Regions from separate parts of the Homo sapiens genome. Here region 1 is linked to region 2. Evidence: chromatin contacts called from ENCODE Hi-C data. All regions are on one chromosome and are shown on one strand. The core of a region is the stretch at or near the end of the contact, and the rest is flanking DNA. Distances in the headings are between cores, read along the strand shown.

Region 1 (3,975 bases), core at 857-3,356, 990 kb before region 2:
ATGGAAGGCTTTTTATTCAAAATTTTGGTTTTTATTCAAAAAACTTTGCATAAACATCTTCCTGTGTTGCTTCACCTAGTCTTCTGGTTAATGTGCCATAATTTGTTCTCCTCTTTTTGATCACTGGGTTTTTCTAATTTTTTGTTCTCACAACTAGGACTGATGGGAGATTTTTTTGTAATACAGATATTTTCTGACATGTAAGAAATGAAAACATACACTTAAAAAAAACTATTTCATTTAAGCACAGACATACCCTAAATATAGTGTTAAGTTGTTTCTTAACTATGTGGTGATTCCTGCTCCGGCCTGGACTCCAGCCTGGAGAGCCCTTTTTTGATTTCCAGGCCTCAGGTTCTTAAAAGAGAAGCAAAACAACTTTTCCCAAACTGGTGTGGTAAAGCCTTTAAGAAATCTAGTTCCGGCCGGGTGCAGTGGCTCACGCCTGTAATCCCAGCACTTTGGGAGGCCAAGGCAGGTGGATCACCTGAGGTTGGCCTGTCGGCCTGACCAACATGGAGAAGCCCCTTCTCTACTAAAAATACAAAATTAGCCGGGCGTGGTGGCACATGCCTGTAATCCCAGCTAATCAGGAGGCTGAGTCAGGAGAATCGCTTGAACCTGGGAGGCAGAGGTTGCAGTGAGCCGAGATCGAGACACTGCACTCCAGCCTGGGCAACAAGAGCGAAACTCCACCTCAAAAAAAAAAAAAGAAGAAAGGAAAAGAAATCTAGTTCCACACGTTATCCCTTTCCCGCTCCCTCATCTGTGCTGCTCCCCCAACAAAAACACACAAACTTGAGCTTTAAGACATGCCTTCACCGCAGCCACCCGGCTCTTTCTTGTACCCCTTGTCTAGACCTGAGTTGATAAAAGTGAATGATGGGTGTGTGGGCTTAGAGGCACTGCCTCGGGCCTCAGTTCTGGGAAGACCCTTAATTACTGGATGATGAACAGTGACAGAAGAAGGAAGCAGCCATATAGAAAACTTAACTGCCCTGCTAAAGAGGCAGCCTAGATAGTATGTACAATCCCAGCCTTCGAAATTAGACCAGAATTTAACAGCCACCTCTGCCATGTACTGGTTGTGTGACTTAAAGTAAGCTGCTCAACTTCTCTGCAATTATTTCCCCATCTGCAAAATGGGGATAATAATAATAGTACCCAACATCATAACGTTCAGGGCATGAATAACTAAGATACTGCATGAAAAGTTTTAGTATGGTGCCTGGCATAGCAAACTCTCAGTGATAGACAACTTCTATTGCCCTGTTCTTTAAATAGTCTTAGATCCCGGCAATCAGCCCGTAGAAGTCACGCTCCCCAGGATTCAAAGACAAGGCCGCCCCTCACCTCTTCCCTACTCACCTATCAGGCTGCCTTAGTGTGCTGTCATTTTCTCCTTCAAGGCTGCCTCTGATGTTCATTTCACCAGGATGATTCATCGGGATGGGTCAGGGCCAGTGGCGAGTTAGCCTGATAGCCCAGCTGGATCTTCCCCTGAAATCTGATGGAAGCACACTTCACCGCCCGTCAGGACTAAAGTCCGGCATTGGTGAGCAGTAAGAACAGCCCCTCTCCAGTGTGGGAGGAGGGGCCTCGAGTAGACCCCAATGACTGACCCTCATCAGCTCTCCAGGAAGTGCCTGCCCAGTGGCATCCAGAAGAGGTGCCCAGGTCCTGTGTCTCCCCAGGGCACACTGGGGTTTGCCACTGGGGTTAGGTTTCCTGGGGACTTCTCAATGACACTGTGAAAACCTAGCTCACCTCCTTGGTGATCGTACTCTCAGCCACTAAAAGGTTTCCTAGGGCACTTAGAAGTTGAGTTCAGACAATAATAATATCCTGGTCGTCTGGTGAAATCGTTAGCATCTGAGGGGCTGCTTTGCAGTACCCTCTGTTGGGCTTGCGGCTCCTGCCTTTGTATGTTTAACCTTTAAACAAGGGGGTTGGCAGAAGGAAGCAAGCTGTTCTGTCACAGCTGGTCCTGGCGATGCCAGAGGAGGCCCAAGCTGGAGCTTCCTAGTTAGCTTTGGCTTTTGCCTAAAGAGGATTTCAGGAATAGGGCAGGACACAGGGACCCAGCCAACACCAGGAATAAAAGCCAAGCGTCTACTCCATGCTTTTGGTTCTGGCTGGCCAGGGCATCTGACACCAGGGAACATCTTTCCTTTCACACTCCATTGTCCTGGGGCTTCAATTACATTCTTGACTGAGAGCCCAGGAATGAGGATAGCGGGCACTCCAGAAATTAACCTTAGAGAAGTGACTACGTGAGTTTTTAGCCTACTCGCCTCCCTAACAATGGTGCACACCATTGCTGCTCCAGGTGGAGGAGTCACTGCCACCTCCACTAGCTGAGCAAACATCCCTTGGCCTCAGATCTGGGATTAAAAGGAATCAGGAGGTCAGCTCCCCACTCATTAGAGCTGGATTATCCTACGAGGGTTTGTACTGCGTGCATAGACAAAAGCATAGCACCCAAAAGAATGAGACACAGCGACGGAATTTTGTTATTTTATATTTCAAAAAAAGGCATTGGCTAAGTATAGTGGCTCATGCCTGTAATCCCAGCACTTAGGGAGGCCGAGGCAGGAGGATCACTTGAGCCAAGGAGTTTAACATCAGCCTGGGCAACATGGCAAAACCCCATCTCTACAAAAAAAATATAAAAAATTAGCTGGGTGTGGTGGCACACGCCTGTGGTCCCAGCTACTTTGGAGGCTGAAATGAGCCTAGGATCAATTGAACCTAGGAAGTCGAGGCTGCGGTGAGCCGTGATCACACCGCTGCACTCCAACCTGGGCGGGCAACAGAGCGAGACCCTGTCTCAAAAAAGAAAAGGCATTGACAAAGTCATTATTGGAAAAATCTGAATGTATGTAGTCTTATTTCCATTTGTTTCATAGTTTAGTGATGTTTTATCTTGAGTTACAAATCCCTTTGGTGCAAAGGATGATGTCTTATGCTAGCTGCACATCTCGTCGGTCTTATAGCTCACCACCACAGAGAGGTGAGCCCTCCACAAGCCCCTGGTCTGTGTCCTTGACTCTCCCAAGGCCACCACCCCACCTTTCCCCACACTCAGAGCCATCAGCATCACCACCACCATTGATCGTATGAAGACATGCAGACCACTTTTATACTGCATGTGCTTTGTTGCAGGTACTTTTGTGAATCTGCAACACTGAGAAAAACCCAAGTTCAATCCTTAGTTCTTCCCAGTTAACAACTGGGGGATTTGAAGCAAGTTACTCAGCCTTTCTGAATTGCAGTTTACTCAGCCTCTCTGAATGTCAGTTTCCTCCTCTGTAAGAGCCTGCGCCTTATAGTTGTGTTAAAGAACAAAAGCTATCCCAGATACTTGGAAGGCCGACATGGGAGGAGTGCTTGAGGCCAGGAGTTCAAGACCAGCCTGGGCCATAAGCAAGACCCTGTCTCTACAAAAAAAAAAAAAAAAAAAAAAAGTTGTTTTAATTAGCCAGGTGTGGTTGTACATCCCTGTAGTCCTAGCTACTTGGAGCCTGAGGTGGAAAGATCACTTGAGCCCAGGAGTTGGAGACTACAATGAGCTATGATCTCGCCACTGCATTCCAGCCTGGGTGACAGTTGCTCTGATCCCCAGAGCAACTCTCTAAAAAAAAAAAAAAAGAAAAAGAAAGAAAGAAAAAAGGCCAGGTGTGATGACTCACATCTATAATCCCAGCACAGGGAGATCGAGGCAGGAAGATCACTGAACCCAGGAGTTGAAGACAAGCCTGGGCAACGTAGTGAGACCTCATCTCTACAAAAATAAATAAATAACCAGGCATGGTGGCATGTACCTGTAGTGCCAGCTACTTGGGAAGCTGAGGCGGGAGGATTGCCTGAGCCCAGGAGGTCAAGGGTGCAGTGAGCCACGATTGCACCACTGCATTCCAGCCTGGGTGATGGAATGAGACCCTGTCTCTATTTAAATAAGTAAATAAACAAACA
Region 2 (3,503 bases), core at 733-3,232:
CAGGGCAGCTGATGCCAAGTGGGTATGCTCTGTCACTAAGAAATAATGCTTTGCTGCCATCTGGTGTTCTCCCAGATAATCGCACCCACCCCAGAGGAAAAACTCTCCAAGTTAGCACCGAGCAGCCCTTTCCTCTATTCTCCCCTACCCCGGAAGATGCGGGTCTCGCTCTGCCACCCAGGAGGGAGTGCAGTGGCGCAATCAGGGTTCACTGCAGCCTCAATATCCTGGCCTCAAGCGATCCTTCCATCTCAGCCCCCCAAGTAGCTGGAACTACAGGTGTGCACCACCACGCCCTGCTAATTTTTTGATTTTTTGTACAGACAGGGTCCCGCTATGTCGCCTAGGCTGGTCTCAAACTCTTGAGCTCTAGCCATCCGCCCACCTTGGCCTCCCAAATGTTGGGATTACAGGCGTGAGTCACTGCACCTGGCCTTCTCTATTTTTAACAAACCCTAATAAAGCATTTACTAGGTTCCAGGCGTTGTGCTCAGCACTTTACAAGCATTCCCTTTTTTAGTCCTCATAAGGGCCCCACGAAATAGGTAATTTTATCATCCCCATTTTACAAACGAGGGAACTAAAATACAGAGAAGCTAGGTAACTTGCCCAAAGTCACACAGCTACTAAGTGACTGAGTATTGGATTAGAACAAGATGGCAGTTTGGCACCAGTGTCTGTGCTCTTGACCACATCCTTTGTGAAGAGGATCCAGGGTCTGCATGGTGCTAACAGCACTTGGAGAGAACCTGACAGCCCATACAGCAACATCCTCTCCACATCCAGTACATCTGCCCCAAATAAGTCCATATCAGAACTGGGTTCGCTCATGCCCTATAGGCAGTCTAACCTGAGTCATGGACAACCACCAGTTCAGGCTAAATCCAATGAAGTTTTTTGGAAAAATCTTTACTTGTATTTCATATATACAAAAAGATATCAGAAATAATGTGGCTGAGCACAGCGACTCATGCCTTTAATCCCAGCACTTTGGGAGACCAAAGTGGGAGGATCGCTTGAGCCCAGGAGTTTGAGACCCCCTAGGCAATATAGTGAGACCTCATCTCTACAAGAAATTTAAAAATTAGCTAGCTTTGGTGGCGTGCATCTGTAGTCCCAGCTACCCGGGAGGCTGGGGCGGGTGGATAGCTTGAGCCTGGGAGATAGAGCCATGATCGTGTCACTGCACTCCAGCCCCGGTGACAGAGTGAGACCATGTCCCAGAAAAAAAAAAAAAAAGAGTATTAACAGTAGTGGTGCATCAGTAATGAGTTTGAACCCCAACAATTCACTGGCTTGTTTTCTACCATGGTATTAACACATGCAGAAAACCACCTGGGATATGAGTGCAATGAGACTTTTATAGCAATCCTACCCCTTCCTAGTAAACTGGCCCCCACTAACTACAGTTAATTGTGTCCTGCTGGACACATCTGCAGTTTTGGTAGCAGTTGCTTCATGGTGGAGCTGGGAAAGCTGCTTTTTTTTTTTCCTTTTTTTCTTCCTTTCTTTTATTTTTTTCTTTATTTTTTGAGACAGCATCTCACTCTGTTGCCAAGGCTGGAGTGCAGTGGCGCAATCTTGGCTCACTGCAACCTCCGCCCCCCAGGTTTAAGCAATTCTCTGCCTCAGCCTCCCGAGTAGCTGGGATTACAGGCACGTGACACCATGTCCAGCTAATTTTTGTATTTTTAGTAGAGATGGGGTTTCACCATCTTGGCCAGGCTGGTCTTGAACTCCTGACCTCGTGATCCACCCGCCTCGGCTCCCAGAGTGCTTGGATTACAGGCGTGAGCCGCTGCACCCAACCTAAGCCACCACGCCCGGCCATAAGCTTCTTATTTGTAACGGTCTAAGAAAGCAGTGGATAAATAATTAGTTGAGCGTGGTAGCTCTCATCTGTAGTCCCAGCTTCTTGGGAGGCTGAGGTGGGACAATTGCTTGAGCCCAGTAGTTTGAGGCTGCAGTGAGCCCTGATGGTGCCTTTTCACTCCAGCAGGGGCGACAGAGAGCGACCCTGTCTCAAAAGCAAAAACAAGAAGGTAGTGGCTCCTACTGGGGCTCAGAAAGCAATAACCCAAAATATGGCTCCTTGGTGTGCTGTGAATTAAAGAAGAATAGAAAGCCTCAGAAGCAGCCTCAAAAGCAAAGACTCTCTCTGACCATATCCTGCCCTGCTGTCTCCTGCCCCTTCCTCCTCCAAAGGGAGTCATAGAAAACAGAATCTGTCTTCCCCAAGGGAGGAAATAGAAACCAGAACCTCTTTTCAAAGCAAGCCATACCAGTCTGGGAAACATGGCAAAGTCCCATCTCTACAAAAAAATACAAAAAAAAATTTAGCTGGGCATGGTGGTATGCACCTGTGGTCCCAGCTACTTGGGAAGTTGGGGTGGGAGGATCACTTGAGCCTGAGAGGTTGAGGCTGCAGTGAGCCATGATTGTGCCACTGCACTCCAGCCTGGGCAACAGAGCAAGACCATCTCAAAAACAAAAACAGTAACAACAACAAAAAGCAAACCACAAAACCTAGAAATATTACTCTAACTTTCCCCCGCCTTTCTGTGCATGAGCTGGCCATAAAGAAATTCTCTGACCTGCCTTATCTAACAGTAGGTCATAAGACTGCCCCATACCCAGGAGGAAGGAATGCTACACAGAAAGGCCAAGAAGAATCTGAAGAGATAGTCCTTGCTGGGTTTCCCCACTTAGTCCATTACCATTAGATCGCACTTTTTGTCCAATCACATTTCTACACAATTGTCCACTCTTCGTCAAACCTAAGCAGAAAAATAAGACAGTTTTCCCTGGGTCTTTGGATTCTTCCTATCTGAAGCCTGCTGTGTCACATAAAACTTGGATTGACCACATTTGTTATGCTTTTCTCTTGTTACCCTGTCTTTTGTCACGGGGGTGTTGGCCATGACCTTTATGATGGGTGAGGAAAGGTATCACACCTTCTGCCCCTATACTCCCAAAGTTGTGAACCCTCAGGGCTCTGGGGGGTTATTAAAGGAGGGGGGAGCCCAGTGCTCAGCTAGCATTACTTGTAAAGCAGAGTTATTAACCCGGGGTCCACTGGCTCCTTAGCAAGTCTGTGAATGTCCTGGAGTCACATGCAGTTTCATGTGAGTGCCTTTTTCTCCCTAGGGAGAGGGCCCATTCCACATCTTTTATCTGATTTTCCAATTGGTCTGACTTTTCAGAAAGGATAATCATTCTTGTAAATCAGGAGTTTGCTAATGGCACACAGGCCAAATCCAGCCCAATGCTGGAATTTTGTACAACCCACAAGCTAAGATGGTTTTTATATTTTTAAACGGTTGAAAAAATTAAAAAGGAAAATATTAATTCATGACACATGAAAATTATATGAAATTCAAATTTGTGTCCATAAAGTTTTCTTGGAGTGCAATCATGCTTATTTGTTTACAGACTATCAGCTGCTTTTGTGCTACAAGGGCAGAGTTGAATAGTTACAACAGAGCATATGGCTTGAAAAGCCT

The links. A loop is a pair of places that touch in the nucleus more often than their neighbours do.
Region 1: a map of chondrocyte shows a loop between it and region 2 (4-fold over the local background). The contact joins two enhancer-like sites. A Hi-C loop is called at or near these places in 1 of 168 maps with a recorded cell type or tissue (chondrocyte).

What each region holds. Positions count from the first base shown.
Region 1 is chr15:63,078,730-63,082,704 of GRCh38, forward strand. No RefSeq gene overlaps it. Among named protein-coding and RNA genes, the nearest start is that of TPM1-AS, 31 kb to the left of the region's middle. RefSeq lists enhancers at 21-698, 699-1,374. Within about 2 kb of position 2,107, at least 6 of the 41 ENCODE cell types and tissues checked have a DNase peak (open chromatin) inside an H3K27ac peak, as active enhancers do.
Region 2 is chr15:64,067,654-64,071,156 of GRCh38, forward strand. No RefSeq gene overlaps it. Among named protein-coding and RNA genes, the nearest start is that of DAPK2, 23 kb to the left of the region's middle. Within about 2 kb of position 1,983, at least 5 of the 41 ENCODE cell types and tissues checked have a DNase peak (open chromatin) inside an H3K27ac peak, as active enhancers do.